Regions from separate parts of the Homo sapiens genome. Here region 2 is linked to region 1. Evidence: read pairs that join two places in POLR2A ChIA-PET (ENCODE). Cell type or tissue: HepG2. All regions are shown on one strand. Each heading gives the region's core, and the rest is flanking DNA. Links, peaks and the distances in the headings are about the cores only.

Region 1 (6,709 bases), core at 2,340-4,839:
ACCCTTCCTGGAGGACACATCAGAGATGCGCTTGGCTAGAGCCTTGAGTGGCATCAAACAGCCCAGTGGAACACCTGCCGGCACGATCTACCAAACTCTATTGTCATAACAATCCCTGGGAAGCCAATTCTAAGTTTCATCAGTGAACTAGCCATGGGATTTTTCAATGACCCTTGAGGGCTCATTAAAAGTTGACACACAATTCTTATCTACACTTCATTTGTGTAAATGAAGGAGTCCCTCAGGATCAACCACAGAGCTGCAGGCAGCCGAGGTTTGATCCATAGCTCGGGGCTAAGATGAAGACAGAAACACAGGCTCACTCCAGTCCGGAGGAATGGTCCCCAGGTAGTATCCCCCTTAGCCTCTAAACTTAGATGTTTAATTAGCAGCAAGAGACATAGGTAGGAATTAGAAGTGGTCCTTCAGCTGGGCGCAGTGGCTCATGCCTGTAATCCTAGCACATTGGGAGGCCGAGGCGGGTGGATCACCTGAAGTCAGGAGTTCAAGACCAGCCTGGCCAACATGGTGAAACCCCATCTCTACTAAAAATACAAAAATTAGTCGGGTGTGGTGGCAGGCGCCTGTAATCCCAGCTACTCAAGAGGCTGAGGTAGGAGAATCACTTGCACCTAGGAGGCGGAGGCTGCAGTGAGCCGAGATCATTCGCTGAACTCCAGCCTGGGCAAGACAGAGCAAGATTCTGTCAAAAAAAAAAAAAAAAAAAAAGTGGTCCTTTCTTCCCCCAAGACACAAGAGTCCCAGAGCTCCACACAGTTAAATGCTACAGAAAGCACCATGGCATCTTGGCCCTCAGAAGCAAAGCGTGGAAAACACTTGGTGCCAGCTGTGGCCCCCGTGAACTTCCCATGCTGCTGGAGTAGATGGAGGGGAAGGTTTCCAGAGCTCTGAGAGGGGCCGAGGCTTCTACTTCTACTGTAATGCTAACTGCATTATGTCATATAAGTTACTTAATAGACATATCCCTTGTTCCTTCCACTAGACTGGCCACCTGAGGAGGCAGGACCACTTTGGACTCGCTCATCATTGTGTCCCACCACCCAGCATCTAATAGGTGCTCAATAAATACTTGCTGAGAAAACAAGCAAATGACTCTCTCATTCCAATGCTATGGAGATTTGTGAGTTGCAAAATCCTTTTGAAATGTGAATGGCTATTCCTGAGTTTATTTGAAATTCATTTTCCAGGTGTGATTGACCTCATTTGAACCCACTGTTCCTTCTGTGTTTATCATGGACAGACAGTATCACCCGTGTAGATGAGTGTAATCTTGGGGCTGTTGGGACCCTTTGAAATCAGACCCCTGACTGTCTATTTTGGCTCCATGAGCCACTCCCCACTCCTTGCTGCCCAAGGCCCCTGTCATATTGTTTGTCTGTCTTTCTTTCTTCCTCTTCTCCTTCTTCTTTTTTTCTTTTTTGAGATGGAGTCTTGCTCTATTGCCTAGGTTGGATGATCTCAGATCACTGTAACCTCCGCCTCCTGGGTTCAAGAGATTCTCCTGCCTCAGCCTCCTGAGTAGCTGGGATTACAGGCATGCATCACCACACCGGGCTAATTGTCCTACTTTCAGTGGAGACGGAGTTACACCATGTTGGCCAGGCTGGTCTCGAACCCCTGGGCTCAAGTGTTCCACCCACCTCAGCCTCCCAAAGTGCTGGGATTACGGGTGTGAGCAACTGTGCCCGGCCCATATTGGCTTTCTTCTCCTTCTTCTTCTCATCCTCCTCCTTCTTCCTTCTCCCTCTTCTTCCTCTTCTTCTCCTTCTGCTTCTCCTTCTTCTTCTCCTTCTCCTTCTCTTTCTCCTTCTCTTTCTCCTTCTCCTTCTCCTTCTCCTTCCCCTTCCCCTTCCCCTTCCCCTTCCTCTCCTTCTCCTTCTCCTTCTCCTTCTTCTTCTCCTTCTTGAGATGGAGTCTCACTCTGTCGCCCAGGCTGGAGTGCAGTGGCACAATCTCAGCTCACTGCAACCTCTGCCCCCTGGGTTCAAGCAATTCTCCTGCCTCAGCCTCCTGAGTAGCTGGGATTACAGGTGTGCATTAACATGCCTGGCTAATTTTCCTATTTTTAATAGAGACAGAATTTCATCATGTTGGCCAGGCTGGTCTTGAACTCCTGACCTCAAGTGATCCACCCATCTCGGCCTCCCAAAGTGCTGGGATTACAGGCATGAGCCATCACACCCGGCCCATATTGTCTTTCTTCTTTTCCTTGGATGGGCAATCATCTTCCCACCTCGGGTCGTTGGAACATGCTCTTCCCTCTGCCTGGTGCACCCTTTCCTCTCCCTCTGCTCCTGGAGCAGAATGTCTTGGCTGAAATGCCATCTCCTCCCCGAAGTCCCAACCAGGTGTCCTGATTTCTGAGGATGAGGTTGTTCATCCCCCATAGCCACTGCCATCTCTTCCTCACACTCCTCATGCTCTTTTCTAAAACTCAGCCAATAATTCATCCTCCACCTTCTCCGTCCAGTGTAAAGTCCACAAGAGCAGGTATCATGTCTGCCCTGGCCACTGCAGTCATCCCAGCTCCTGGCTCAGTGATGAGCTCAGATGTTCTGGGAAGATCTGTTAAATGTGTGGTAGCTGGGGCGGAACTTCCTCTAAGCTGGAGATAAGTTATTTCATGCACAGTCTTTATGTACTGAGGATGGTCATTTTTATCATCTTAAGCAGCTACTGTGGTGGTTTTGATGTCTTCTTGTTATCAAGCAGCAGATCAAACATGAGGTTTCCTGCCTCTATTTACTGTCAAGCAGCCGTTTATCTCAGGAAGAGGAGACCTCTTTAGCAAGATGTTTTTCTTTAATTGAAAAAAAATTTTTTGTAAAGTTGGGGTCTTACCATGTTGCCCAGGCTGGTCTTGAACTCCTGAACTCAAGTGATCCTCCCATCTTGGCCTCCCAAAGTGCTGGGATTATGGGTGTGAACCACTGTGCCTGGAGCTTTTATAACTTGTTTTTTTTTTTTTTTTTTAATTTAGAGGCTGGGTGGGGTGGCTCACGCGTAATCCTGGCACTTTGGGAGGCTGAGGCAGGTGGATCACCTGAGGTCAGGAGTTCGAGACCAGCCTGGCCAACATGGTGAGACTCCGTTTCTACTAAAAATACAAAAAACTAGCCAGGCGTGGTTGTGTGCGCCTGTAACCCCAGCTACTCGAGAGGCTGAGGCAGGAAAATCACTTGAACTCGGTAGGTGGAGGTTGCAGTGAGCCGAGATCACGCCATTGCACTCCAGCCTTGGCAACAAGAGCGAAACTCTAGCTCAAAAAAAAAAAAAAAAAAAAAAAGACAAGCTCTCAGTCCATTCCCAGCCTGGAGTGCGGTGGCGCAATCACAGCTCACTGCAGCCTTGACTTTCCAGGCTCAAGTGATCTTCCTGCCTCAGCCTCCTAAGCAGCTGGGACCACAGGCAGATATTTCACCTTCCCTGTTAGCTGTATTCCTCAGTATTTTATTTTTTTGTGTGGCTATTGTGAATGAGATGGTGTTTTTGATTTGGCACTCAGCTTGGACATTGTTGGTTTATAGAAATCCTATTGAGTTTTTGCACATTGGTTTTTATTCTGAAACTTTACCAGTTGTTTATCAGATTGAGGAGCTTTTGGGCAGAGACTATGGAGTTTTCTAAGTATAAAATCGTATCATCTGCAAACAGAGATAGTTTGACTTCCTCTCTTCCTATTTGGATGTCTTTTATTTCTTTCTCTTGCCTGATTGCTCTGGCTAGGACTTTTAGTACTATGTCGAATAGGAGTGATAAGAGTGGGTATCCTTGTCTTATTCTGGTTCTCAAAGGGAATACTTCCAGCTTTTGCTCATTCAGTATGATGTTGGCTGTGGGTTGACCATAGACGGCTCTTATTATTTTCAGGTATGTTCCTTTAATGCCTTATTTGTTGAGGGTTTTAACATGATCTCTTCACTTTCTTGCCAACACTTGTTATCGTTCATCTTTTTGATGTTGATCAAAGCACACACAATTTCAGTTAGGCAGGAGGACCAAGAGATCTAGTGTACATGATGGTGACTATAGTTATAACAACCTATTGTATATTTGAAAATTATTGAGAGTAGATTTTAAGCATTCTCACCACCAAACGAAATGATAAATGTGTGAGGTAATGCATATATTAACTGGCTTGATGGAGCCATTCCACTATGTATACATATATCCAAATGTGTTGTGCAGCATAAATATATACAAATAAATAAATATATTTTTATTTCCAATAAAATACACTTATTTCATGTATCTGATCCCAAACACATGAAATCTGGCAGATACTCTTTTTTAAGTTGACATATTCGATAAATGGCACTGGGTTAACTGGCTAGCCACATGGATATTTTATTTATTTATTCATTCATTCATTTAGAAACAGAGTGTCGCTCTGTCACCCAGGCTGGAGTGTAGTGGCGTGATCTTGGCTCATTGCAACCTCAGCCTCCTGGATTCAAGTGATTCTCGTGCCTCAGCCTCCCAAGTAGCTAGGAGGCGTGCACCACCATGCCTGGCTAATTTTTGTATTTTTAGTAGAGATGGGGTTTCGCCATGTTGCCCAGGCTGATCTCGAACTCCTGGCCTCAAGTGATCTGCCTGCCTGGGCCTCCCAAAGTGCTGGGATTACAGGTGTGAACCACTGCCCTTGGCCCATGTGCATATTTTCTTTGTCAATTTAAAAATGAGCATCTGCCAGATTTCATGTGTTTGGGATCGGATAAATGTATTTGGGATCAGATTGAATAAATGAGGAAAATCGTATCATAGTCCCTGACTCAAGGGCAGGGTGCAGTGAAGGGAAGTAGATGGAGAAGATGTTTCTTGAGGGAGGGATGGGTCTCATCCACGCCTCTTTGCAGCTGTGAGCACAGGTTCTGGTGCAAAGGAAGGGCTGATGCTCGTGTGGGGAATGTATCTTCTGGAACTCATATTTTTTGATCATCCCTGGGTGAAGCCCAGTGGAGAGATTCAGAAATGCAAGGGTCCTGCCTGGGAGAAAAGCTGAGTGGAGCCACAAGGCTGAGGTTCAAAGGGACTTTTTGCTTATTTGCCACCCACTGCTGCGTACATAGCAGGCGCTCAACAAATATTTGTGGGACAAATGAAGGAATAATGTGCACAGTTCAAGAGAAAAATGAAATGGGGAAAGACGAAGGGGCGTTCACCCCAACCAAGCACCTACTCTGGGCCAGCATCCTCACACATAGTGTGTCTCTTACTGGAATAATCCAGGCCCACTTTACAAAATGGAAAATGAGGTCCAGAGAGGCCAAGCTGCTGGTCCAGGGTCACAGCGCCCCCACCAGGTAGGGCCGCAAGATGCAGCTGAACTGCCACCTTAGTGTCCCCACCCCAGCCCCTGTCTCACAACTCACCTCGTTTCCTGTGAACCCAGCCCCATGTCTCATTTCTCTGGGCACCCAGAAGCAGCAACAAAATACTTTTCTCTGGCCAGGCACGGTGTCTCACGCCTGTAATCCCAGCATTTTGGGAGGCCCAGGCGGGTGGATCACTTGAGGTCAGGAGTTCAATACCAGCCTGTCCAATATGGTGAAACCCCGTCTCTACTAAAAATACAAAAATCAGCTAGGCGTGGTGGCGGGCGCCTGTAATCCCAGCTACTCGGGAGGCTGAGGCATGAGAATCACTTGAACTTGGGAGGCGGAGGTTGCAGTGAGCCACGATAACATCACTGCACTCCAGCCTGGGTGACAGAGCGAGCCTATGTCTCAAAAACAAAAAAAAAAGAAAAAGAAAGAAAGAAAGAAAGAAAAATGATAGCAGCATCCAGAGGGTAAAAAACACATCAAGTAATAGAATGTATAAATTAGTTATACTTGTTTTGGCCGGGTGCGGTGGCTCATGCCTGTAATCCCAGCACTTTGGGAGGCTGAGGCAGTAAGATCCCTGAGGTCAGGAGTTTGAGATCAGACTGGCCAAAATGGCCAAACCCTATCGCTACTAAAAATACAGAAGTTAGCTAGGCGTGGTGGCGCGTGCCTGTAGTCTCAGCTACTGAGGAGGCTGAGGCAGGAGAATCGCTTGAACCCGGGAGGTGGAGGTTGCAGTGAACTGAGATGGTGCCACTGCACTCCAGCCTGGGCGACAGAGCAAGACTCCATCTCAAAAAAAAAAAAAAAAAAAAAGCTGCCAGCCAAAACCCACTAAAACCAAGATGGTGACCAAAGTGACCTCTGGTTGGCCTCACTGCTCATTATGCATTAATTATAATGCATTAGCATGCTAAAAGACACTCCCACCAGCACCATGACAGATTACAAATGCCATGGCAACGTCAGGAAGATACCCTATATGGTCTAAAAAGGGGAGGAACACTTATTCTGGGAATTGCCCACCCATTTCCCCAGAAAACTCATGAATAATCCACCCCTTGGTTAGCATATAATCAAGAAATAACTATAAAAATAGCCAACTAGCAGCTCTCGGGCTGCTCTGCCTATGGAGTAGCCACTGTTTCATCCTTTTGCTTTCTTTTTTTTTTTTTTTTGAGACAGAGTGTCGCTCTGTCTCTAGGCTGGAGTGCAGTGGCACGATCTTGGCTCACTGAAACCTCTACCTCCCGGGTTCAAGCGATCTCCAGCCTCAGCCTCCCGAGTAGCTGGGATTACAGGCGTGCACCACCATGCCCAGCTAATTTTTGTATTTTTAGTACAGATGGGGTTTCACC
Region 2 (4,498 bases), core at 1-2,500, 280 kb before region 1:
GTGCTTGAGAAATGTTTTGAGGGATGATGACTGAGTCTTCCCATCACGTCATCCCGCCTCAGGCCTGGGTGACGGATATAACGGCCGACAGCCCAGGGCAGGTCAGCTCCTGGAAGATCTTCAAGCTTTTGGTAGCAAATTTCAGAGACAGATGCAGGTCATGTGACAGCTCCTAAAAGTCGGGGCATGCCGGCTTTAACTGCACTGAGCTCACCTGGAAGAACCGGCTTCCTGTGTCTTTCTTCATTCCCAAAGAATTATGTTTCCACTTTATTTAAACCTTGCATTGTCTCTGCAGCCAGAAGGGGAGGTATGTACATGGGGGTAGGCCGGGGCACAAAGCCTGTTCCTAAGACTAACTTGGGACCAAGGAGCCCTGAGGAGTTGGGGCACGGGCTCCACAGAAACATCTAGGCTTCGGTAACCAATGCACAGTGACGCTCCCATGTTGACTTAAAAAGCAGATAAAAACAACCAAACAAAAAGTCCCTACCATTGCACCCCTGTAGTAGGCCGTTGTGATCGTCCGAAACCGTTCCTGACCGGCTGTGTCCCTAAACATGAAGAGAAGGGATATTAGCAACATTAAAGGAAAATAACTGTCCTCAGTAGGAGACAAGGAGCATCTACCCGGGATGCCTGGCTTTCTCACCGTTCAGCCACTGTGATACCTTCTTCTGCTAAGGCAGCACCTTCTAATCTCCCTATTATTACAGGGAAGGACACTGTGGCCTGGAGGGGTCATTTGATGTGGCAGAGCCATGATGGGATCCCTGACCCATGCGCCTTCTCCTCTTCTGCACCTTTGCTTCCAGGGAATTCTCCCTGGAGTTTCTGGTTCACAGAAGAGCCAGTCATGTGGCTCAGGAACATAGCTCTTGCTGTTGAGGGTGGCTGGGACTCAGGAAAAGCTTTCAGGCCTGCCATCTTGGTTTGAATGATGGGGAAAGTCCCTCCTCATCTGCATGACAAGGAACACAGGGCCTATTGCCCGGGAGGTGATGCCTGGGTAAGACATACCCATGCCCAGTCCAGCTCCTGGCTTGAAGGGTACTTAGTGTTTGGTTTAAAGGTAGGTAACCTAACTGGCCGGGCGCAGTGGCTCACATCTGTAATCCTAGCACTTTGGGAGGCCGAGGCAGGTGGACCACCTGAGGTCAGGAGGTTGAGACCAGCCTGGCCAACTTGGTGAAACCCCGTCCCTACAAAAAATACAAAAATTAGCCAGGCATGGTGGCACGTGCCTGTAATCCCAGCTACCTGGGAGGCTGAGGCAGGAGAACTGCTGGAACCCAGGAGGTGGAGGCTGCAGTGAGCCGAGATTGCACCACTGTACTCCAGCCTGGGTGACAGAGCAAGACTCCGTCTCAAAAAAAAAAAAGGTAACCTAACTGGCCTGGTGCAGTGGCTTACATCTGTAATCCCAGCACTTTAAGAGGCCGAGGCGGGTGGATCACCTGAGGCCAGGAGTTCGAGACCGGCCTGACCAACACAATGAAACCTCATCTCTACTAAAAATACAAAAATTAGGCGGGCATGATGGCGTGGATCTGTAGTCCCAGCTACTTAGGAGGCCGAGACACAACAATCGCTTGAACCTGGGAGGTGGAGGTTGCAGTGACCTGAGATCGTGCCGCTATATTCCAGCATGGGTGACAGAGTAAGACTCTGTCTCAGGAAAAAAAAAAAAAAAAGCCAGGCGTGTTGGCTCACTCCCGTAATCTCAGCACTTTGGGAGGCTGAGGCCAGCAGATCACCTGAGGTCAGGAGTTTGAGATCAGCCTGACCAACATGGTGAAACCCTGTCTACTAAAAATACAAAAGTTAGCCAGGCATGGTGGCAGGTGCCTGTAATCCCAGCTACTCGGGAAGCTGAAGCACGAGAATTGCTTGAACCAAGGAAGTGGAGGTTGCAGTGAGCTGAGATCATGCCACTGCACTCCAGCCTGGGTGACAGAGTGAGACTTTGTCAAAAAAAAAAAAAAAAAAATTAAAGGTGACCTAACTGATTGGTGACAGAGCCAGGGCAAGACTCAGGTCTTTTGTCTCCAAGCCCAGGGTTCCTCCCACGGCCCTGCTGGGACCCGGAGGGCTCTATACGTCTGGATTGTGCAGAAACACCTTGCTTGGAGCTAAGCTGACTTTCTGACACCAGCAGCAGGAGACATGAGTGGTTAAAAACAGTCATTTTTGCCAGGTGCGGTGGCTCACGCCTGTAATTCCAGCACTTTGGGAGGCCGAGGCGGGTGGATCACCTGAATTCAGGGGTTCGAAGCCAACCTGGCCAACATGGCGAAACCCCGTCTCTACTAAAAATACAAAATTAGCCGAGCGTGGTGGCAGGCACCTGTAATCCCAGCTACTTGGGAGGCCGAGGCAGAAGAATTGCCTGAACCCAGGAGGCGGAGGTTGCAGTGAGCCAAAATCGTGCCACTGCACTCCAGCCTGGGCAACAAGAGCAAAACTCTGTCTCAAAAAAACAAAGAAACAAAAAAAAAAACCAGTCATTTTTTTTTCAACTACAGTCCTTAGAAGAGTTTTGAGTCACTAACCTCACCACGATTGCTAAGAGCAGAAGCAGGAAGGCAGGAGGAAAGTGAAACTTCTGCTTGCTGATGCAGTGTCACTTTGGACTTGGGAACAAAGGGTGACATGGCACCAACGTGCTGGAAGTGGAGAAACTTCCATGGCTTGGAACTTACAAGGCAGCCAGAGCTTGACTTACTACCAATGTCTGCAGGATGAACTGCAAGTTAAACCTACCCGACTCCCAAAGTCAGATTAAGAGGTGAACAGTAGGGCCGGGCGTGGTGGCTCACGCCTATAATCCCAGCACTTTGGGAGGCCGAGGTGGGTGGGTCACCTGAGGTCGGGAGTTGGAGACCAGCCTGACCAACATGGAGAAACCCCGTCTCTACTAAAAATACAAAATTAGTTGGGCGTGGTGGTGCATGCCTGTAATACCAGCTACTTGGGAGGCTGAGGCAGGAGAATCACTTGAACCCGGGGGGCAGAGGTTGCGGTGAGACAAGATCGCGCCATTGCACTCCAGCCTAGGCGACAAGAGCGAAACTCCGTCTCAAAAAAAGAAGAAAAAAAAAGAAGAGGTGAATAGCACCTGGAGTCAAGGGTAGCTGTGGGGCTCCCTGAAACTGGCAAGTGGGGGTGACCGGTCAAACTTTGAGACTTGAGGGAGGATGACTTCGTGGCCCATCTCCTGGCACACTGCTCCCACTCAAAGGCACTTGCCTGGTTTGGGTGACAGGGAAATTGCACCATGCTCTTAAATGTGACTTCTCTTTGTTTTGCTCAGGGCCAGTGACTCTGTGCGAGTGGCATGTGTGCAGGGCAGGACCCCACTATACCCGCCACCTGAACTCAGTCTCAGCAAACTAGAATCAGGCCAGCGATGGCGACTTGGAGTCTCCCCACTTCCCTAATTGTATGTGCATGGGAAGTCACCCTTAGTTCTCAGGAATGGAAACAGGTCTCAACATGGGGCCCGGCCCTCCGCTTAATTTCGGTTTGGGGTTTCGGTCTGTACGCTAGGAAGGGAGGCCAGGCCTGCCCCAGGGGAGAAAAGAGGAAGTGAAGTTGGACCTTTATGCTTCTGAGTGGGTTGAGAGGCTCAAAAGGAAACTCTCGGCTGGGGCATCTCACAGTCCCTGCAGGCGTCACCAGCACCTGGCACTGAGAGGGCTCTCTTCCCGTTCAACAGAAGCAGCCCACTCTGAAGGCCAGACCCAGATGGTGCCCACTGTGGAACACTGAGCTAGCCAGGGCTGGGCAGCTTTGTGCCTATGATGCTGTAGGCCCTGGTGCCCTGCAGCCAGCAGAGGACAGCTCTCTGGGCTGGGTATAAACCTCCAGGAGCTTCTGGAGAAAGCCCCATGTGCCAGGACTGGGCACCAAGAAATGGAGGCCAAGGTCACAGGGACGGTGGAGGGAGAAGGCCAAGGGCTTCTGGCTTGAAGCCATTGCCAGGTGGAGAGAATGACAGAGAACAATGACTCTTACCATATCTGCAGTTTAATTCTCTTGCCATCGAGCTCTATGGTCCTAATTTTAAAGTCAATTCCTGAAAGAAAAAAGAAAAAAGGCACGTCACTGTCAGCCCATTTCCCAAGTTGTGTCTGAGCTGGGCGCCACCAACCTGTGCAGGTGACAGCTGTTGTGGCTTACGGAGACCCTGCCTGGTGCTGGGCATGCAGGATGTCGGAATATCCAGATCTGGAAACACTTGGAGATATTTTCCCTCTCCAAGAGCTGATGGGAGCAGTGCAGAGCAAACCCAGGGGGCGCGGGTGGCAAAGCCCTGCTCTTGTCCCTTGCTGCCAGCTGAACCCGCCTCCCCACCCCAGGCAGTTGTACGGAGTGGGTCTCAACAGAGCCCTCTGCAGGCCTGAGTCCCTTGCTCCCCAACACCCTGCAGCTGACCAACCCCCAGGCACACAGGGCCTTAGGCCCCACCATGCGTCAATGCACATGGTCACGTTCT

What was found. Peaks named below come from ENCODE experiments on the same cell type or tissue, not always from the same donor. Only the 100,000 strongest peaks of a DNase experiment are listed, where the experiment ranks them.
Region 2: POLR2A ChIA-PET joins it to region 1 with 6 read pairs; 5 of 35 experiments call an interaction of 5 or more read pairs at or near these places.

The regions. Positions count from the first base shown.
Region 1 is chr19:15,840,658-15,847,366 of GRCh38, reverse strand. No RefSeq gene overlaps it. Among named protein-coding and RNA genes, the nearest start is that of UCA1, 15 kb to the right of the region's middle. In HepG2, for the core only: no CTCF peak of the experiment used is centred there; a DNase peak (open chromatin) is centred at 3,356.
Region 2 is chr19:16,117,806-16,122,303 of GRCh38, reverse strand. It overlaps RAB8A (RAB8A, member RAS oncogene family), which reads right to left. Exons shown (of 8, transcript NM_005370.5): 2 at 4,018-4,078; 3 at 494-554. HSH2D-AS1 (HSH2D and RAB8A antisense RNA 1) reads left to right here. Exons shown (of 2, transcript NR_199156.1): 2 at 1-465. Among named protein-coding and RNA genes, the nearest start is that of RAB8A, 8.2 kb to the right of the region's middle. RefSeq lists enhancers at 2,181-2,230, 2,651-2,700, 3,181-3,240, 3,401-3,490. In HepG2, for the core only: no CTCF peak of the experiment used is centred there; no DNase peak of the experiment used is centred there.